Regions from separate parts of the Homo sapiens genome. Here all the other regions are linked to region 1. A link is an interaction called in ENCODE POLR2A ChIA-PET data of the cell type or tissue named here. Cell type or tissue: MCF 10A. All regions are shown on one strand. Links, peaks and the distances in the headings refer to the core of each region. The heading gives the core; the rest is flanking DNA. Region 1 overlaps MAGI3 (membrane associated guanylate kinase, WW and PDZ domain containing 3). Region 2 overlaps MAGI3 (membrane associated guanylate kinase, WW and PDZ domain containing 3). Region 3 overlaps MAGI3 (membrane associated guanylate kinase, WW and PDZ domain containing 3).

Evidence for each region. ChIA-PET counts read pairs that join two places held together with the same protein. Peaks named below come from ENCODE experiments on the same cell type or tissue, not always from the same donor. Only the 100,000 strongest peaks of a DNase experiment are listed, where the experiment ranks them.
Region 2: POLR2A ChIA-PET joins it to region 1 with 5 read pairs; 3 of 35 experiments call an interaction of 5 or more read pairs at or near these places.
Region 3: POLR2A ChIA-PET joins it to region 1 with 5 read pairs; 3 of 35 experiments call an interaction of 5 or more read pairs at or near these places.

The regions. Positions count from the first base shown.
Region 1 is chr1:113,539,289-113,546,928 of GRCh38, reverse strand. The region is part of intron 1 of MAGI3 (membrane associated guanylate kinase, WW and PDZ domain containing 3); the gene reads right to left. Among named protein-coding and RNA genes, the nearest start is that of MAGI3, 150 kb to the right of the region's middle. RefSeq lists a silencer at 6,208-6,502. In MCF 10A, for the core only: no CTCF peak of the experiment used is centred there; a DNase peak (open chromatin) is centred at 4,608.
Region 2 is chr1:113,649,667-113,657,306 of GRCh38, reverse strand. It overlaps MAGI3 (membrane associated guanylate kinase, WW and PDZ domain containing 3), which reads right to left. Exons shown (of 21, transcript NM_001142782.2): 14 at 6,101-6,293; 15 at 3,289-3,477. Among named protein-coding and RNA genes, the nearest start is that of PHTF1, 110 kb to the left of the region's middle. In MCF 10A, for the core only: no CTCF peak of the experiment used is centred there; a DNase peak (open chromatin) is centred at 4,326.
Region 3 is chr1:113,636,628-113,644,267 of GRCh38, reverse strand. MAGI3 (membrane associated guanylate kinase, WW and PDZ domain containing 3) reads right to left here. Exons shown (of 21, transcript NM_001142782.2): 10 at 1,752-2,357; 11 at 494-525. Among named protein-coding and RNA genes, the nearest start is that of PHTF1, 120 kb to the left of the region's middle. RefSeq lists an enhancer at 5,103-5,604. In MCF 10A, for the core only: no CTCF peak of the experiment used is centred there; no DNase peak of the experiment used is centred there.

The sequences.
Region 1 (7,640 bases), core at 1,578-6,577:
TGTGTTTTTTAGTAGAGACGGGGCTTCACCGTATTAGCCAGGTTGGCCTCGATCTCCTGACCTCATGATCTGCCCACCTCGGCCTCCCAAAGTGCTAGGATTACAGGCATGAGCCACTGTGCCTGGCCTCAATTCTTGTTTTAAGGGCCTACAAGATCTTAAGACTCAGAGGCCAAGGCTGGAATTGCACTCTGTTTTTCACCGTTCATTTCTACTGGGATTCTGGATGTAACACCGAGACGAACAGTTGTAAAGAAAAGTGTGAGGGACAATTTTGTAAGTGTGATATTTTGGCTGGGTGCGGTGGCTCATGCCTGTAATCCCAGCACTTTGGGAGGCCGAGGCAGTTGGATTACTTGAGGTCAGGAGATCGAGACCAGCCTAGCCAACATGATTAAACCCCATCTCTACTAAAAATACAAAAATTAGCAGGGTGTGGTGGTATGTGCCTGTAATCCCAAATACTCCAGAGGCTGAGGCAGGAGAATCGCTTGAACCTGGGAGGCAGAGGTCGCAGTGAGACAAGATCGTGCGGCTGCACTTCAGCCTGGGCAACAGAGTGGGACTCTGTCTCAAAAATAAGCAAATAAATAAATGTGATATTTTATGTAAACATCTGCAAGTATTCAAAAAAGTTATCACACTTTTTTGAGGCTAGAAACAAAATATTACAAGCATCAAAGAAATATCAATTATGAAAGTTTAATAAGTTAACTATGGACTTGCATTCTCTAAAAGTAACAATTAATTAAAAAATATATTGGATGTAGCAGCCATCATGGACTGCCAAAAGAACTTCCTAAGTGAACAAAATATATGGTTCTCTCTTTGATATGATTCCAGGGAATTTGTATTTTTTTAAAAAATATGTAAATATCTTGAACAGGCAGCTGACTGTGGGATTACCAGAAGGCCAACAGACACATTAACTCAGAAAGACACTGCTGAATATATCTGTATTATCAATTTGTATATGAACATCTGCCTTTTGTTTAGGGATAGTTCACAGGAATGACATTTCAAGGGTATGAAAAACATCCAAGTGAGCTTACTATAGTTGTTACTGAACAAAGAAAAGATTCTTCATAACGTTAGCATTCTTAACATAGCCAGACTTTGCTCTAAATGCTAATATTACGCCTTGGCTTCTAAGTAATTTATAAGTCAAGGTTACATATGTAAATTAAAAACAGATTTATATATCTTACAAATACAGCTTGGTTGCAAAAAAGTCCCTAACAGAAACCTCAATCATGAATAAATCCAGGAACTCAAGTTTCAACATACAAATCCTTAAAAAAACTCGTTAACTACAAATCCATACTTTCTGAATATATGCAAATTAATGTTCACCACCAGTTCTCTGTGAGGAACCAGTATATAAAGTAACTATTATTTAACTAAACGCTGGGCATGCGGGCATGGCAATGGCCAGGCAAGCAGCTGTAAATCAATCTAATTACAATCTAATTTCATCATGTTTCCACAAGGATAGTTAAGGAAACACTGTCAACCACTTGGCGAAAGTCAAGATACAACATGTCTTTACTATTCTCTAATCCAATAGCAATTATACAACTAAAAATAAAGCAAAAAAAAAATGAGGTCATTTTGGCATGTCTTATTCTTATAAATTCATATTGATTCATGGTGATCATCCCATTCTCTTCTAAACACAATATTTCATTTTTTTACAATCTCTTCAAATTTTACCACAGTTTAAAGTAGGGAATTGGTCTTGGGTTTTTGCAATATACTTTATTCCTTTTTGGAAACTAGGACATTTGTCTCTCTCTTGTCTCCAAGTATTTACCCCATATTCTCAGTGATTTTGTAAAAAAAAAACAAAACAAAACAAACAAACAAAAAACTATATTTTGTTAAAAAAAAAAAAGTGACAATAACCCTACGATTATACCTGAGTCCGTCAACTCCTGGGAGGCAATACATTTCAGTATTGAAAATTTAAATTCATTTAAAGTGAATGATACTCCATCTTCTCATATTTTTTGTTTGTTTGTTTAATTTCCTCTGTTTCAGGTTGTTTGTTTTACCTTTTACTATAGGAAAAGGATTTCTGCTATTGCAAGATTATAGAAGCAAAGTAAGAATTGTATAGGTCTGATTTTTACCTGTAAACAGACATTAAGAATATCTTCTTCAGACAGTGAGCTATCTCTTCCCTCTTGTTGCTCTTGCTCCAAACACAACCTTAAAAGCTCTTTGTGCACTCTGAGGCATCTTAGTTCCTTTTAAATTTTGGCCTTTGAAGAGAAAATTCTTAAATGTTTATTTCTTAAAGTCTTAGCACTGTATAACTGTGTGATGATTATGTGCTCCTTTCATCTATTAATCATGCACATCCTTTAAGAAACCTGAGCTGTTCAGGGCATTTTGTACACCTATAAGAATTTCTTCTAATAATTTTTCTTTTAGAACTCTCTAGCCTTGAAATCACAGCCATAGATGCTATAATCTTGCAAATATCTGTTTTCCTTAAAGGCAAAGGATGGGCATAACCATGTTTCAGTTCTCTTCTTTACAATGATGTCTGTAAGACAACTTGGTGACTTTCCCAATAAACTGTTCAATACAACCACATCAACACACAACCAATATTACAAACTAGTCCTTTTCCATTAGACCAGGACTCAGAATAGCAGTCCCTCTTATTACTTCTTCTACCTCATGAGATCTATAGCAGTAAGGGAAGCCTCCATGAAAGTGGTAAGATTAGCCTAATGCCAGACTGGCTCCCTGGCTCAAGGAAGGGGATCCCTAAAAAATAATAAATCAAACTGTCTACTTCTTTGTAAAAATAAAAGTATTTACAATGCTTTTCTAGATAATCAGTATCTATACATTTCATAGTAAAACATATTCATTCTATGACACAAAAGCTGTTCAAAAATACCATATACATTGTTAAACCTAAATTGTCAGCTATCTAAAGGCCAAGGCCATGGTTTATTTTTATTGATTTAGTTTAGTTTTTATAGATTTAGTGTGTACCTAGAAAATAGAATAAGTTAATCAGTTTAAATTTTTTTTTTTTTTTTTTTAGATGGGGTCTCACTCTGTCAACCAGGCTGGAATGCAGAGGTGCGATCTCGGCTCACTGCAACCTCCGCCTCGGGGGCTCCAGCAATCCTCCCACCTCAGCCTCCCAAGTAGCTGGGACCACAGGCACACGCCACCAGGCCAGGTTAATTTTTGTATTTTTGGTAGAGACAGTGTTTTGTCATGTTGCCCAGACTGGTGTCAAACTCCTGAGCTCAAGTGATCCGCCTGCCTCAGACTCCCAAAGTGCTGGCTGGGATTACAGGCATGAGCCACCATGCCTGGCCTTAATTTGTATTTTTAACTATTCATTTGACCCTCTCCATCCTTGAATACATGAAATTTTAGAAGACAGTGCTCACTTAACTGATACAGCACTCTTTAATAGTCTATCTACAAGTTTATGTTAAACTGTGTTTCTTCAACAATGAAACTGATTTTATTTTGGCTCAGTCAAAACACTAAAATAAATTCTTCATCAATTTCTTCAATTCTTCATTAAAGCAGCAAGCTCTATGAGTCTTTAAAGTAGGTTTTAATTATAGTTTATATGTCAATTCATCAAATTTTGTTCTTTATTTATTAACATTTTAAAACATATTCACAAAATGGTATCTGGACTGAAATATAAAATAAGGCTAAGCTAACCATTTGAATCGATTATCTTCTGGCACCATTGGGTATAACAAGTCTACAGCAGGAAAAGCCAAAAACACTTCTTTCTGTGGAAGAGGCATAGGAATGAGACAAGAACAAGAAATGGAAACACTGATGACTAGGGCTGTTATTTTAGAATTATTATCATTATTATATACATATTAATTATATTTATTATAGTATATGCTATATGTTTTAACTCACTCCTCATGATAACCTTTGAAGTAGGTGTTATTATTATTCCCATTTTATAGGTAAGAAGCTAAAGTATTGAGAAGTCAAGTAACTTGGCCAAGGTTACACTGCTAGTAAGTGACAGACCTGGGATGTGAACACAGTCAATCTGTCTTCAGAGCCTACACTGTAAACATTGTAAGCGCTGTCCTAGAATATCCCTGTTTCTTTCTCTCTCTCCCTCTCTCTTTCTCTGTGTGTTTGTGTGTGTGCACACGCGTATGTACCTGTGTGTGTAAGAGACATGGTCCCTTTTGATGAATTTCTTCTTTTGCATAAGCTTATAGAGTACAGGTTTCCTGTTTCATAACAGCCTACTTTTCCATGACACAGTCTAGTCATTTCTGAGTTCTGAGGAGTAGGTACTTAGGGCTAAACGCAGTGAATGAGAGTGAGCCCAAAGGGAACTTAAAGTCTTGCAGGGAAGATAAACATTGAAGAAGAAATTTCAAACGTGGAAACATTATAAAAGAGAAGTACAGGAGTTCCTCTTTATCTAACGTTTTGTCTTCCACGGTTTCAGTTACCCACAGTCAGCCTTGGTCTGAAAGTATTAAATGGAAAGTTCCAGACATAAACAATTAATGAGTTTTAGATTGCATGCCATTCTGAGTGCTGCAATGAACTCAACTCCCATACCGTCCTGTTCCATCCCGCCTGGGATGTGAGTCATCCCTTTGTCCTGCTGTATCATCTCTATATCCATGCCATACATGCTACCCACACATTAGTTACTCAGTAGCTATCTTAGTAGCTGTCTGGGTTATTAGATCAAAAAACATAGTATATGTAGGATCTGGTACAATCCATGGTTTCCGGCATCCACTGGGGGGTCTTGGGACATATCCCCCAAGAATAAGGAGGGGGGGACTACTGTACAGAGTATTGTGGGAATTTACAACTTAGATCCTAAATCTGGGAGTTATGGGAAGACTTCACTAAGTGCCATTGTAGCTGAAATCTGAAAGATAAATAGGAGCCAGCAAGGCAAAAAGGGCAGTGGGGGAAATGTTGGTAGAGGAAACAAGACATGCGACAGCACTTACTTGAGCTGGGGAAGAACACAGTGGTTAGAGGAACTGAGAGAAATCCAGTGTTGCTGGCTCTTAGAAAGTGAGGAAGAGTCCACACAATCTGAGATAAGAGTTCCATAGACCAGTAGGTTACGCAGAACCTTGTAACAATAATTTAAAAGAACATCCACTAACTCAGGTCTGACACTAAAACCCTTTGCAATTCCCATAAGCTAACAACTATCAACATATTCTTTCTGGTCACCTCTATATTCCACATCTGTGTTCAAATGCTTTCTCATTATTTCTAGTCTGTCTCCTACTTAAAAGAATATATCCAAGGTTTTAAACTCAGAAGGTTTATATCTACACATTTCTCTAAGTATGCCACGCTCGTTACAGGCAAGCAGGAACTTAATGGATTTTTAAAATAATTTATATAATTAAATTCCTCTCCAGTCCCAAGTGTGAAAAGCATTAAATACTCTGGAGTCTCTTGAGCCATTTCCATTTTTAAAACTAGTCAGTTTTTCAAGTTACAGTTTGAAGAAACAGACTAAAGCAATGAAGCAATGTTATTATATTCTACATAATAGAGCCACCACCTCAGCAGTCACAAGAAAGGCTCCTGCTAACAAAGGTCACATTCTTCGTCTATATTACGAATTATGGCAATAGTAAACATTAAAATGGGAGTGTCCACTTTCCATAGGTTCCTGGAAGGGGCCATCACAAATGTATTGGTCAGATTTCATCTGTTGCCCTGGGTCCTACATATCACTGGCATTTGAAGGTCAAGCCTGCTGGTTTCCTTACACATGCCCAGAAAGGTTTTCTTTTCTCTCTCCCCTTCCTTCTTATTTCTTACATTCCTCCACTTCATCCTTCCTTTATTATTTTTTAATGCATTTATAATCAGAAGAATTATAATCATAGCTAGAGAAAGAACTCTTTGGCTTAAGCAGCCTATACATCTGGAAAATCCATGAGCTCTACCAAACTAAAAATATATATTCTAAAAGTCTAACACTGTTTATCACATGTAGAATTCCACATTAATGCAGCATCAAAATTGCTCCCTTATATTCAAATTATGTATAACTAAAACCCATCATGCTGTGGACTTTTTTTTGTTTTTATGATTTTTATTTGCTTAAAAAAGCAAGTGTTTCTGTGTATGATGTATTTACAAATAACAATCATTTCTCTAAAAAACTGTCAGACACATGGCCAGGGATCTGAGATGTAAAGAAAAAGAGGTGGTGCCCCAGAGGAAAATGCTATTGCATCTATATCTATATTCTCACTTCTGAGGCAACTACACCAGTCTGTCAACACCCAGCTCTACCCTTCTAACCTCCACACCCAATTGTTTTATCTAGTGGTTTCAGTTTTGTGTCTACTCTAACTAGTGCTCTACAGTGCTGTGTACACATAAATCTACAGTGCTGTGTACACATAAATAAGGTTAAAGCAAAAGACCTGCACATTGACCGCTTGTCCACCTGCTCTGAAAACAAGACGTGGGCAGAACTCTGGAGTCCACACTAAGAAGGTCATCTTTTCATCTCTCCTCCCCATTGGTTCTTGCCACAGAACAGTGGGTACGTGTCTGCTTCCCTCACTGGATCTTAAGCATGTGTGAAGTCAGAAATTATGTTTTGTGTGTCTCTGTATCCTCCAAAATATCTAGCATAGTGCTAAATAAACGCTTGTCTTAAACGTGCAAAAATGACATTTTAAATAATGTGATTGTTATACTGATAGTGTTTCCAATAAATTCATATTAGAAAAATACTTTTACTGTAGACTTCAAAGACACACAAACCCTTTCACTAAGCAACATCATTAAAAGTAATGTTTTGGCCAGGTATGGTGGCTCACACCTGTAATTCCAGCACTTTTGAGAAGCTGAGATGGGTGGATCGCTTAAGCCCAGGAGTCCGAGACCATCTCTATTTTTTGTAGAGATGGGTAAAATGCTGTCTGTATTTTAAAAATACAAAAAATTAGCTGGGCGTTGTGGTGCACACCTATAGTCTTAGCTACCTGGGAGGTTGAAGAGGGAGGATCACCTAAGCCAGGGAGGTCGAAGCTACAGTGAGCCATGATCGCACCACTGCACTCCAGCATGGGGAACAGAATGAGATCCTATCTCAAAAAAAAAAAAAAAAGTAATGCTTCAATATATGACAATGCAGTCCAATGCTCATGATATATTTTAAATGAAAAAAAGCAAGTTACAAAATAAAATATTTGGTATGAATCCAAATTAAACATAACTGAATATATGCAAATACCTAATGCTAGATGACGAGTTAGTGGGTGCAGCGCACCGGCATGGCACATGTATACATATGTAACTAACCTGCACATTGTGCACATGTACCCTAAAACTTAAAGTATAATAATAATAAATTAATTAATTAAAAAAAATGTAAGCGACACACATAAAACAAACTCATTCTTAAATACTTAACAATACTTAAGGTATTATCAAAGGATGTAATTACCTTGTGATTTTGAAAAGCATTTTAAATAAACTTTTTGCTTTTTCTTTTTTTTTTTTTTCTGAGACGGAGTCTCTCTCTGTCACCAGGCTGGAGTGCAGTGGCGTGATCTTGGCTCACTGCAACCTCCACCTCCCGGGTTCAAGCAATTCTCCTGCCTCAGCCT
Region 2 (7,640 bases), core at 1,333-6,332, 110 kb before region 1:
AAGGTAGCTTCTGAACATTTTCTAAACGGACTGGGAAACTGTTCAAGGTAACCCCTTAGAGTTCACATAGCTAGGGAAAAGCCTTCAGTCCTGCCTTGTTTTTGTTGATACACAAAGTCTACAGGCATTTGCCATAAAGCCAACTTATCCATCTTCATTCATCTTTGGCCTAAATCTGTCTCATAGCCTGGCTTGTCTAGATCCTGAGATCACTTTAGTGCTCTTAAAACATTTCTTTTCAGGAAAACAAAGAACAGTAACTGGAAATGTTCCCTTTTCAAAGAAATCCTTTGCAACCAGAACTGAAAACTACATGATAAGAAGGAATAACACTAAAAGCTCTGAAGTACTAGTAAAGCAAAAACTAGCCGAGTCTTCTTAATCTTAAATAGAGGCCTTTTCTAAGTACTCCATTCATTCAGCACTTAGACAAATTGTGAGGATGCTAGACCTGGATCCCTGATCTTTGAAAAAGTCAACAGTAGAGAAACTCAGAATTCCATAACTGGTACCACAGATGCTACTAGGAACTCTTCTTGAGACATACGTCATCAGAAAATACCTGAGATGAGGTCCATAAAGAATGATCTGGCTGGGCACGGTGGCTCATGTCTGTAATCCCAGCACTTTGGGAGGCCAAGGTGGGTGGATTGCCTGAGGTTGGGAGTTTGAGACCAGCCTGGCCAACATGGCAAAACCCCGTCTCTGCTAAAAATACAAAAAAAATTAGCCAGGTGTGTTGGCACATGCCTGTAATCCCAGCTAATCGGGAGGCTGAGGCACGAGAATCACTTGAACCTGGGAGGCAGAGGTTGCAGTGAACCGAGATCACACCACTCCACTCCAGCCTGGGCAACAGAGTAAGACTGTCTCAAAAAAAAAAAAAAGAAAAAGAAAATACTGATCTATTCTGAGACAGGTTTCCTGCCTTTCCACCTGTGCTAACTCCTTTCTGAACCAAACCTTCTCTGTCATACAGTTTGCAGCAAGTGTTCAGTCTCTGTAAGTGAAAACTCCTCATTGGAGCTTTCCCCAGGACCCTTTTTCTGTCTATATGTGAAAAATAAAATTCTAACAAGAATACTCTCAGGCCTCAACATTTTATGAGATTATTAACTAGCATTTCAGTGAAATTATCAATTCTGGTTTTACACCATGACTGAAAATCTCAAGTACTTTACATAAAATTCATCAACAACCTGAGCCTAATTTACCATTCAGCCTGATAATTAATGAGCTGCAAATACTCATCTCCTGCCACATGTTAGCTGCTGCCTCAATCTTACATTTTAATTGGGCTTTCTTTCCTATCTCATTATTAAGTATTGATGAACTTTTAAAAGTTTTTTTTTAAAAGAAAAGTTAAGAGACGGTGACAATTTTCTAAATAATGATGATGATAACAATGGCAGCAGAAGTTACAACAAGCAACAGCAGCTAACATTTACTGAAGGCCTTGGCTAAGGGCTTCACATACCCTGTCTCCTTTAATCCTCACATTCATGAGACAGGGAGTGTCTCTATCATCCTCATTTTGTGGAAGAAACTGGAGCTCTTGGAGGGAAAGTAATTTGCCCAAGATCAGACAGCTATTAAAAGACATAAGCAGGACTTGAATCCAAGTTTGTTGGATTACAAAACACAACACTTAATGACACTATCTTAAAGAGATGAAGTATCTCCATAGGTAAAACCATCACAATAGTAAAAAATGATTGAAACAAGGAAATATAAAACTACTTAAAGATTTTTAAATTTTTAAAAATTTACCAATATATACAAATAAAAATACTTAATATATTAAAATTTAATATAACATAAATGTTAAATATAAATAAATGTAAAAATATGCTTAAATATATTTAAGCAATGAAACTTATTTTACTGAATTCCTCTATATAGCTTAGTTTTATAGTGAACACTAGACTTTCCCCAAATTTCTGTAGTGCTAGAAAGGGAATATCTTCAATATAGAAAGTGGTTAGCATCTATCTACTAGAGTAATACTTTCACTGTTTTAGTTAATCTGAATGCCTGGTGTTATTGTATGTTACGAGAATGACAATATCATTATCCTAAATGGTTATCTGTTTTTGGAAATACTGATTCCAATGATACAACATGAAAACCACCTAAAAGCTGCTTTCCTTTCATTTTTCTGACACACGCCATATTATCATCCTCACAGCATCAGTGACAGTTCCAGTTCCAAGTGTTTCCATGGCAACTGCTTTGGGAAAATGGAAACTAGCATCAGTGAGCAGTGACCTAATACTATAGCAATAACTCATCCATGTCATGGACTCTTTTTCCCTTATACATTTCCATTAATTTTAGCAAGATTTTTGCAAACTGATTTGGCTCACAACACTTTCCTAAAAGTGTTTTCTTTTTTTTAAACTAAGGTTTTAGCAACCACTTGGTCTAAAAGGATCTCACTATTCAAAACATAATCAAACTGACTTGTAAAGGCAAGGGCACATTTTCATGTGGTCAAAGATTTTTATTATTTGACTTGGAGCTGGTTCTCATATTCAACTGGATTTTATAATTATATTAAAAATTATTATTTTATAGAAATATCAAGACAAATATTTCATTTGCTGAATCGTAACAGCCCTGAATATATCAGATGTAATTCCTCCTTTGATCATGGAACTGATATAAATACATTCATCTTCTGGATTAGAATATTCTGTTAAACTTGGTTCAAGATATTTAGATCCATTTTCCAATTGTTGACAAAATTTTTACCTTTCAATGAAACATTTATAAAAGGTATGCCTCTTATCATTCAACAAGGGTAATTTATAGCTGGACTATGGCAATTATTATTAAATAATAACATAAAATATCTACGACATATTTGGGTCAAGATTTTTCTGTTAATCTGCTTTGCTTCTTCTCAATTGCTTCTAGTCTCTATTTTCTACATACACGATTTATCCTAATTTTCAAAACCTATGTCCCCATTTTCTTAAAAGTCAGCATTATACCTTTCATTAAATCCATATCTATGACATACTGTCTTCAGTATAACCTTGAGGCAAATGGAGCTACTGAGACTTATTAAATATTTTATAGAATGTGAGATAATAGATAAACTTGAAGCCTGGAAGGTTCGGTTCAAATTACCTAATTTTGAAAATAAGGAAAGTATTCACCATTCTTAAAAAGATAAGTACCTAAGGCATTTTATACATAGCTCCTAATTATTTCATAAACTCCAGTGGGAGCCTCAGAAAACTGGACTTGCAGGGAGAGACAATAAGATACAATAGCCCTTACCTCCTGGAGGTGGTTTGTTTTTGGAGGTGAGGATGACAAAGCCAAATCCTTCATTTTCTTTTCGTTGCAAGACAACATCATAGGGCTCCTGGGGTGCAGGCCTGGCTGGGACCTCTGCCCGGTTCAGGCGGGGAGATCCATTCTGTGTTGAAATGAAGGCCTGAGAGCTGTCGTCCTCGGGTTGTTTTTCTGTAATAAACATGATCAGTTTTGATATGTCTGGAACATCATAATTTCTGGTGACTAAAGTGTTTTTATGCTAAGCCTCTCACAGAAAAATTCAGTTTCTAATAACATAAAGAATAGAAAAGCAGCCCCACATGTGAGCTTCGGGTATAATCTGAGTGCAGATGTAGGCAACAGCAGTCCATCCGACTTCCCAAATACTCAGAGTGGATTACTGAAAAATACATACAATCTCATGTTATCTCATTTTTTTTTTTCCCCGAGATGGCGTCTTGCTCTGTCACCTAGGCTGGAGTGCAGTGGCGCGATCTCGGCTCATTGCAACCTCTGCTTCCTGGGTTCACGCCATTCTCCTGCCTCAGCCTCCTGAGTAGCTGGGATTACAGGTGCCCACCACCATGCCCGGCTAATTTTTGTATTTTTAGAAGAGATGGGGTTTCACCATATTGGCCAGGCTGGTCTCGAACTCCTGACCTCATGATCTCATTTTAAAGGAAGCTTTTCAAAGTTTCTGTGAGATTTGATAGTAAAAAAATTCTTCCTAAAACTGTTTTAGTTCCATCAAGTTTTATAACATGGACCAATAATTTTAATGAAACACATAATGAGGAATGACACATGAACTTCCTTTTAAAATCAATTATAAATATAATTTAGCTCAGTGACTGATATTCATTGATGTCTGTCTTAGAGGTTAAAGCATCAGGGCAGAAATGCTGCCCCATTATAACAGTTTGCTACCTGTACAGGATTTGTCTTATATGATGTGTTTTGCAACTGCAGTTTCCTGAGTGATGATATAAGATGAGTTCATCATTAGCAGTTCTCAGCCTTCAACCTCCCCAACCTCCACCCCTCAACTTGCTGGGACACATAACAAGCTGTCCACATGAATAGCAAACACTTCTGGGCATAGACAGGGTCATATGAAATTCCTGACAAATGGCCAATTAACCTACACCTTTTTCTGCTCTTCAAGGATGACATCAGAACTTGAGAATGACACAAAGTCCTAACTGATTTTTTAAAAAGGGCATATTTTTTGCCATAATTTGGTACAAACCATCGTTAATAATAACCACAACACACTGCAGTCATGTCCATATTTATAAGGTCTCTTTCTGGCTGAAAATTCACATGGTTTTAAGAATATGTTTTTTTCTTTTTTTTTTTCAAAATGCATAGTTAGAATGTATTAGCTAAAATGTCTCCAATAATACCAAACTACTATGAAACTTCTTCATGATTCTTTCCAGGGAAGAGCGTAGGTTGTATAACATCACAATTTTACTGTAAGTAGTTACATTTGGCCTCCAACACAACCAAATTGAGGCAGTACTGCATTACAATCTATATGCATTCTAAATGCCTGGTATTTACCAAAGGAGGCAGGCCTTTACTTTGAATGTTGCAATAAAAAATACAGTGCCTCATTTTTAAGAGTGATGTAAATATTCATCCAATTAACAACATTTATTAATGTCCACTTTGTACCAGACAGGCACTCTTTTAGGTGCCGAGCTTACAGCAGATAACTACACAAATAAAAATTCATACCTTCATGAGGCTTATATTCTTGTGCTACAGAGTTGTATTTTTTTAATTTTAAAGTGGAAAGAATTCACTTATAAGAATTTCTATTTAATTATTCATAAAGCTACTGGCGAGAAACTATAAGAGATATTCATATCCTAATGCTATGGTTTAAACCCTGATCTCTGAATTAAACTGCAACTTTTAATCCAGGCCCTACCTCTTACCAGTTATTTGTTTCTCAACCTTTCTCTGAGTAATCATAGAACTAGATAATGACCTCATAGTGTTGTGAAGATTAAATAAAATAATCCATGCATCTAGGACATAGTAAGCACTCAATAAATGTTAAATTATACTAAAACTTCTCAAGTAGAAACATCCTACTTTCCTTTAGTAGCTCAGATTTCACTGGGATCCAAAAATCTTTGTATATTCAGCTAGTGGGATATCTTGGTATGACTAAATAATTTTGTATTTGTTATTTAAAAAAAAACAAAACAAATTTAGGCTGGGCACAGTGGCTCACGCCTGTAATTCCAGCACTTTGGGAGTCTGAGACAGGTGGATCACTTGAGGTCAAGAGTTCGAGACCAGCCTGGCCAATGTGGTGAAACCCCGTCTCTACTAAAAATACAAAAATTAGCCGTGTGGTGGTGTGTGCCTGTAATCCCAGCTACTCAGGAGGCTGAGGCAGGAGAATCGCTTGAACCCAAGAGGTGGAGGTTGCAGTGAGCTGAGCTCATACCACTGCACTCTAGCCTGGGTGACAGAGTGAGACTCTACCTCAACTCAACAAAACAAAACAAAACCGGATTTAAATCAATACTCCCACCTATAATACATTTGCAAAATGCATCAATATATGAAAATAATCTTAATATAGAAGCCCAAAATTTATTTTTTTATAGTAGTATTATTTCTGAATCCTTTTGTGTTTGCATAGCCTTCCACAGTGAGGCCCTGGATCACACCAAATGGGTTATCTTAGATACTACTGAATGTAATAAAATAACCTGCAAAACTACACAGGAAGTAGACTAGTATCTTTGTTTCTTTTTTAACTTTTCAGAGCAGGAACAAGTTCACACACCTCCATAGAAGATCTTCCGTCTGACAGTTAGTAACACATGGCCATTTCGAGCAGCAGTTGTCATGAGGTCCAAGACTTGTTTGTGTGATTTCCCTTTAACAGGAATTCCATCAATGCACATTAGTTCATCAGCTGCGCGGAGCCGACCATCTTTCTCAGCTGCTCCCAGGGGAATAATAGCCCCAATATATATCTGATAAGATAACAAAGTACAGTTTGGTCCACAGTGTAAAGTTTAGCTGAAGAGTTAAGGAATTCCTAACTTAGCATTGTGCAAACCAACAGATTTTTGCAGTTCAACTATGAAAACAGTTATATTTTAGAAAGGTATTATCTGAGAAAGTGCCCATTCTCCAAAATGGCACTTCAAATAACCACATTGTATTATGTAATCCCTTATAGATCCTCAGGGCTGTGTACAAAGAAAATAGAAAATACAAAGTTGTTCGATAACTCAAAAAGCACAACCATTATCCCTATCATTACAATGAAACAAAACACTAAACTCAGAAAATATAAATCTGCAGAGTAGCTATTAAAAGTCTGTTCAATGTCATCAGGCAAGATTTTCTACATACTGTTCACAGCAACTGGGATCATTCTCAACAGTACTCCCATCACATATGACTAACGGTACAAGTTCAATATACACAGCACAGAGACATTTCTTGTTTCTAAATCTCAGCGGGAACAGAGTGGCCTGAAGCTTCACTTGCATCTAGGTGAACAAATCTGGTTCATTTTGCTCACCAGCATTAGAATCCTGTAATTAGGCAATCCTGAATGTTTAGGCTAGTTTCAGAGCTGCTAAAATCTGACATTTAAGAGAAAAGAAAGGTTTCTTCTAAGTTGTTTGAGACAAATTCTTAAAATGTCTAAGTGAACATTATGAGTATCAACAAAATAGGAAGCAATAAAACAAAAATACAAATACCAAGAACAATTAAAGTATCTAGTATTTGTTCTACATAGGGCAACCTGCCTTAAGCTTTATGTGTCTCCAATGACTGTTGTAACTGTAACCAATATGACCAATTAGAACAAATTTATACTACATAAATCAAATGTTCTATTCAGAAATAAGAAGCCTGTAATTTTTAAAGATTATTGTTCTTCACCTAACTTCCAACCATATTTTTTGATATATAATATATTGATATTATATAAAATAAAATGCAAATATGTTCTTAAAAATGCTACAGAACACATTACTTCTTTGTTATTCAAACCAAGAGCAAAACTTAGAAACAAAACCCACTACATTTGTTCTCTAAAACAAGTTTATGTGAGAATCATGTGTAAACAAAATCCTAGACTTCAAATGCTTTGCAAATATAACCCTTATGCCTCTGGACAAAAATATTAATTATTTTATATTCCTCTAGTTTCAAAGGTAACAGATGAAATGACATGCAAAGTACTGAGCATGAAAATGCCAACCTATTAATAAGACGAGGTGAAACAATATGCACAGGCTCATGCCAACCATTTATGGAGCATCCAGAAGATAGAGTAATAGTGGGAAAGAGGACATGGGATT
Region 3 (7,640 bases), core at 882-5,881, 98 kb before region 1:
ATAAAAAAATAAGCCTAATTTAGTCTTAAAAGTAAGAAGATTATCTAAAGGTGCATGCATATTTATAGTCCCCACAAAATTATGTGAACTAGTACGTCTTCTCTTCAGGCAGGGGCAAGACGATGTAATAGTTTATCATCTGTCTTAACATTTAGGTCCTTCCTACCTTGTTTCTCTGAAACACAAAAGTAAAAAGACCTCTAGGTTGGTTCTTTAATGTGTTCACATTTTATAACTTAGAGAACAGGATTATTGGTACAATAGGCCTTTAGTAATCCTCCAGTTGCAATACTTAACCAGTGGAGCACATCTCCTCACTAGGGGGCTTTTTCAAACGCTTCCCTAGTTTCTAATAAATACAAGCCAAGGGCAGCATGCCTCCTAACTTCTCCCAGTCGATAATCATCACCACAGTGAGCTCCTCTTACAGAGGGGAATGTGGCATCTCTCTCAGTGTGTTGGGGAAAAGATTTGAGGACCAGTGTATACTCACCATTTTGGCAGTTTTGGTTGGTGAAGGAGGACCTTAAAAAAAAAATGAACCAAAGTTTAAAACCAGAGGATGCATTCCCAGATCACAAATACTGCTAATGTTTACGATAAAACTAGCTTCAACTTTTAGTACGCTAGTAAATTCTGTGTCTAACCTCCTATGTACCAGGCATTATACATATATTATCTCATTTCATTTTTATAACAATCTGAAGGCACAAATGTTATGACCATCTTACAGAGAAGGTAAACTAAGATTCTTTCCTATACCAAAGAACCAGTAAGTGGCAAGGCAGGAAACTGACATCAAACCTGTGTGACATTGAACTTTGGTGTCTTTGTTATACTTGTTGAAGCCCTGGATTACTCTCAAGCACTCACAAAGAGATTTCTACCTTACTTGGAGCACATTCCACCATCACTCAGAGAAGAAACCCATGTGAATCAAAGAAACGAGAATAAGAAACAACTCCCAAAGAAGCTGAAGTGCTCGTTTGCCTCAATAGTGAAAAGTAAAATCCAGAGAGATAAAAGAGTAAGTGGCTTTTATTCTTTAAGATACTAGTCACTTATAAGTATGGATTTAAGAAAGCATATTAAAATTCAACTTTGTGATTATTCCTTGGAACTGAATTTGTAAATGTCTGGGAGGAGTTCATGTCAGCTGATGACCTTGGAAAATAAAAATTATATTTCTCTCACATAAGCACTGTGTGGTTTAATTAACATTTACAGTCAGATACTAGAGCTTAAGATGAAAACTTTATGAGCACATGCTATCATGATTGCCTCTGCAGAACAGATTAATACACCATCCAACATTTTACTTATCCACAGAGATGCTAGCTCTTTCAAAACATCTTTGGTGCATTACAGAGGTCCAGATGACACACCATTGGTTGAAAGAGTCAATTTCTATTACTGTCATCAACAGAGAAATGAAATTAAGAGGATGTATTTCATTTGAAGTATCACAATGCTGTGACTCTCTCTAATCATTAAAGCCATGAATCAGATTTTCAAAAGAATACAGAGGGAAATAAATCCATAATGGACATGAATGAAATCACTAATAATTTTTTAAAAACTGCTGAAAAAGACACTGCTTATGGAAACAATCAGACAGAACCTTAAGGAAAATGCACACTAATTACTAGTTAAGTCTGCTGGGAAAACACATTCTAAACTGTAAGGAAAGACAATCAGTAGATATAAACGCTTGAACACTGAAACTTTTTCTATGTTGTGCTTTTACTTACCTCCTCTTAAGATAAGCAATGGTACATCAGCACCTACTGGAAACTGCTTTAGCACCTCTACCACTTGGAGATGTGTTAAATTCTGCACATTTTGATGGTATATTTCCTTAATTATATCTCCTTTCTGAAGGCCTTGACACCACTGACTATCCAGTATCATTTTCACCTTCTGTCCAGTAGGGCTGTCAGCAATTGCAAACCCAAACCCTTTAGGGCCCTTAATCAAAGGGATAGTCACTAGTTCAGGCTGGGAGCTGCCTGACGATGCCATGGATACTCTCTGCTCACTTGCATCTGATGGTCCATTGAGACCATCACCAGTCAAAGTGTGTCCCGATTTTCCATTCTGCTCCAGAACCATTGCTCCTGGCTTAAAATCCTGAGGATTCATGCAAGTCTCTCCCTTGGTTAATGACTGTCCATTGATGACAGGGGTAGCAGCAACAATGTCCACAACAGGATCTTCACTGTCATCAGGAAGTGGATAACCACGACATAAAGTGAGGTTTACATACTGATTGACAGGTACCAATTGAAACATCTGGACAACATCTGCATGAGTGTGACCGAGGACACAGTTGCCATTGATGTCTACAATAACATCGCCTGGAAAAACATAATCATGTTAAAAATATTAAAATCAACAAATAAGTTAATTTTTTTGCTAGAGGGGCAAAAATAACTACAATTTAGCAACTAAATTTGAATTTTGGAAACCTCTATTAACTGCTGAAAAGATAGATTTCTAACACAGACCTTCTCCCTTTTCTAACTCCTCTCTAAAATGTATGTATAAATGTCTAAAATCCTACTTATTTCAGTAGCAAAGAATTTTGACTTCAAGCTCAAGTGAATCATTAAAAAAAAAACCCTGATAATTTATATTATCATTGTTAGTATACCCTCTGAGTCATATCTAAGTATCCATGCAAAGCTAGGCACATTGCAGTAGGTATTTAGTACAGAAGCAAATAACTCCACTGACTACTTGTACAAACTGTATTATATTTTTTGAATAAATTAATTTTATTTATATATCTGTATGTATGTATATATACATACACTGAAAAAGACGCTGTCCTTAACCAAACTCTAGACAGGTTCCTCTGAGCTCTTTTTTCAGTAGGCCTCATCCTTGGCATGTCCTCCAGAGCCCAGCTTTAGCAGGAATCCTGCTAAGTTGGTTTAGCCAGAATCACCCACTCTTGATATATGATCTAAGTCCTCATTCCCCACCATTCTCCAGGTGATTACCTGATCACCTCAGCCTGCATTCAGCAAGAATCCTGTCAAGTTCCTATAGCCCCTATAGCCAGAAATCCTCCTCCACCCCTGATATATATATAGATTTATATATATCTCATATATATTTATATATCATATATATAATATATATCTCATATATATTTATATATCATATATATAATATATATCTCATATATATTATATATATCATATATAATATATCATATATATTATATATATCATATATATTATATATCATATATATTATATATATCATATATAGTGTATATATATTATATATCATATATATATTTAATATTATATATATTTATATATATGATATATAAAATATATCATATATAAATATATATATATTTAAATTTTACTTTAAGTTCCAGGATGCAAGTGCAGAATATGTAGATTTGTTACATAGGTATAAGTGTGCCATGGTGGTTTGCTACACCTATCAACCCGTCATCTAGGTTTTAAGCCCCACATGCATTAGTTATTTGTCCTAATGCTCTCCCTCTCCTCGTCCCCCAACCCCCGACTGGCCCTGGTGTTTGTTGTTCACGGCCCTGTGTCCATGTGTTCTCATTGTTCAACTCCCACTTATAAGAACATGCAGCGTTTGGTTTTCCGTTTCTGTGTTAGTTTACTGAGGATGATGGCTTCCAGCTTCATCTATGTCCCTGCAAAGGACATGATCTCATTCCTTTTTATGGCTGCATAGTATTCCATAGTGTATATATACCACATTTTCCTTATGCAATCTATCATTGATGGGCATTTGGGTTGGTTCCTGTCTTTGCTATTGTAAATAGTGCTGCAATAAACATACGTGTGCATGTGTCTTTATAGTAGAATGATTTATATTCCTTTGGGTATATATCCAGTAATGGGATTGCTGGATCAAATGGTATTTCTGGTTCAAGATCCTTAAGGAATTGCTACACTGTCTTCCACATTAATTGAACTAATTTATACTCCCACCAATAGTGTAAAAGCGTTCCTGTTTCTCCACAGCCTTGCCAGCATCTATTGTTTCTTGATTTTTTAATAATCACCATTCTGACTGGCGTAAGATGATATCTCACTGTCATTTTGATTTGCATTTCTTTAATAATCAGCGATGTTGAGCTTTTTTTCATATGCTTGTTAGCCACATAATTGTCTTTTTTTGAGAAGTATCTGTTCATATCCTTTGTCCACTTTTTGACAGGGTCAGTCTATCTTTAAATACCACCTTATTTCTTGAGTTTAAGAAGCCACTGGCTGGGCGTGGTGGCTCAGGCCAGGCGCAGCGGCTCATGCCTGTAATCCCAGTACACCTGAGGTCAGGAATTCGACACCAGCCTGGCTAACATGGCGAAACCCCATCTCTACTAAAATACAAAAAAATTAGGCCAGACGCGGTGGCTCACGCCTGTAATCCCCGCACTTTGGGAGGCTGAGGCAGGTGGATCACCTGAGGTCAGGAGTTCAAGACCAGCCTGGCCAACATGATGAAACCCTGTCTCCACTAAAAATACAAAAAATTAGCTGGGTGTGGTGGTATGTGCTATAATCCCAGCTACTCAGGAGGCTGAGGCAGGAGAATTGCTTGAACCCAGGAGGCAGAGGTTGCAGTAAGCCGAGGTCGCAGCACTGCACTCCAGCCTGGGCAACAAGAGTAAAACTCCATCTCAAAAAAAGAAAAAAAATTAGCCAGGCATGGTGGCGTGCGCCTGTAATCCCAGGTACTTAGGAAGCTGAGGCAGGAGAATCACTTGAACGCAGGAGGCGGAGGTTGCAATGAGCCGAGATTCTGCCATCGCACTCCAGCCTGGATGACAAGAGTGAGATTTGGTCTCAAACAAACGAACAAACAAACAAAAAAACTAAACAGGTGGGAGCCGAGATGGCCGAATAGGAACAGCTCCGGTCTACAGTTCCCAGCGTGAGCGACGCAGAAGATGGGTGATTTCTGCATTTCCATCTGAGGTACCGGGTTCATCTCACTAGGGAGTGCCAGACAGTGGGTGCAGGATAGTGGGTGCAGCGCACCGTGTGCGAGCTGAAGCAGGGCGAGGCATTGCCTCACTCGGGAAGTGCAAGGGGTCAGGGAGTTCCCTTTCCTAGTCAAAGAAAGGGGTGACAGACGGCACCTGGAAAATTGGGTCACTCCCACCCGAATACTGCGCTTTTCTGATGGGCTTAAAAAACGGCGCACCAGGAGATTATATGCCGCACCTGGCTCGGAGGGTCCTACGCCCACGGAGTCTCACTGATTGCTAGCACAGCAGTCTGAGATCAAACTGCAAGGCGGCAGTGAGGCTGGGGGAGGGGCGCCCGCCATTGCCCAGGCTTGCTTAGGTAAACAAAGCAGCCGGGAAGCTCGAACTGGGTGGAGCCCACCACAGCTCAAGGAGGCCTGCCTGCCTCTGTAGGCTCCACCTCTGGGGGCGGGGCACAGACAAACAAAAAGACAGCAGTAACCTCTGCAGACTTAAATGTCCCTGTCTGACAGCTTTGAGGAGAGCAGTGGTTCTCCTAGCACGCAGCTGGAGATCTGAGAACAGGCAGACTGCCTCCTCAAGTGGGTCCCTGACCCCTGACCCCTGAGCAGCCTAACTGGGAGGCACCCCCCAGTAGGGGCAGACTGACACCTCACATGACCGGGTACTCCTCTGAGAAAAAACTTCCAGAGGAACGATCAGACAGCAGCATTCACGGTTCACGAAAATCCGCTGCTGTGCAGCTACCGCTGCTGGTACCCGGGCAAACAGGGTAGGGAGTGGACCTCTAGCAAACTCCAACAGACTTGCAGCTGAGGGTCCTGTCTGTTAGAAGGAAAACTAACAAACAGAAAGGACATCCACACCAAAAACCCATCTGTACATCACCATCATCAAAGAACAAAAGAAGATAAAACCACAAAGAGGGGGAAAGAACAGAGCAGAAAAACTGGAAACTCTAAAAAGCAGAGCGCCTCTCCTCTTCCAAAGGAACGCAGTTCCTCACCAGCAACGGAACAAAGCTGGATGGAGAATGACTTTGACGAGTTGAGAGAAGAAGGCTTCAGACGATCAAACTACTCCGAGCTACAGGAAGAAATTCAAATCAAAGGCAAAGAAGTTAAAAACTTTGAAAAAAATTTAGACGAATGTATAACTAGAATAACCAATACAGAGAAGTGCTTAAAGGAGCTGATGGAGCTGAAAGCCAAGGCTCGAGAACTACGTGAGGAATGCAGAAGCCTCAGGAGCCGATGCGATCAACTGAAAGAAAGGGTATCAGTGATGGAAGATGAAATGAATGAAATGAAGCGAGAAGGGAAGTTTAGAGAAAAAAGAATAAAAAGAAATGAACAAAGCCTCCAAGAAATATGGGACTATGTGAAAAGACCAAATCTACATCTGATTGGTGTACCTGAAAGTGATGGGGAGAATGGAACCAAGTTGGAAAACACTCCGCAGGATATTATCCAGCAGAACTTCCCCAACCTAGCAAGGCAGGCCAACATTCAAATTCAGGAAATACAGAGAATGCCACAAAGATACTCCTCGAGAAGAGCAACTCCAAGACACATAACTGTCAGATTCACCAAAGTTGAAATGAAGGAAAAAATGTTAAGGGCAGCCAGAGAGAAAGGTCGGGTTACCCACAAAGGGAAGCCCATCAGACTAACAGTGGATCTCTTGGCAGAAACTCTACAAGCCAGAAGAGAGTGGGGGCCGATATTCAACATTCTTAAAGAAAAGAATTATCAACCCAGAACTTCATATCCAGCCAAACTAAACTTCATAAGTGAAGGAGAAATAAAATCCTTTACAGACAAGCAAATGCTGAGAGATTTTGTCACAACCAGGCCTGCCCTAAAAGAGCTCCTGAAGGAAGCACTAAACATGGAAAGGAACAACTGGTACCAGCCACTGCAAAATCATGCCAAATTGTAAAGACCATCGAGGCTAGGAAGAAACTGCATCAACTAACGAGCAAAATAACCAGCGAACATCATAATGACAGGATCAAATTCACACATAATAATATCAACTTTAAATGTAAATGGACTAAATGCTCCAATTAAAAGACACAGACTGGCAAATTGGATAAAGAGTCAAGACCCATCAGTGTGCTGTATTCAGGAAACCCATCTCACGTGCAGAGACACACATAGACTCAAAATAAAAGGATGGAGGAAGATCTACCAAGTAAATGGAAAACAAAAAAAAGACAAGGGTTGCAATCCTAGTCTCTGATAAAACAGACTTTAAACCAACAAAGATCAAAAGAGACAAAGAAGGCCATTACATAATGGTAAAGGGATCAATTCAACAAGAAGAGCAAACTATCCTAAATATATATGCACCCAATACAGGAGCACCCAGATTCATAAAGCAAGTCCTGAGTGACCTACAAAGAGATTTAGACTCCCACACAATAATAATGGGAGACTTTAACACCCCACTGTCAACATTAGACAGATCAACGAGACAGAAAGTCAACAAGGATATCCAGGAATTGAACTCAGCTCTGCACCAAGCAGACCTAATAGACATCTACAGAACTCTCCACCCCAAATCAACAGAATATACATTTTTTCCAGCACCACACCACACCTATTCCAAAATTGACCACATAGTTGGAAGTAAAGCTCTCCTC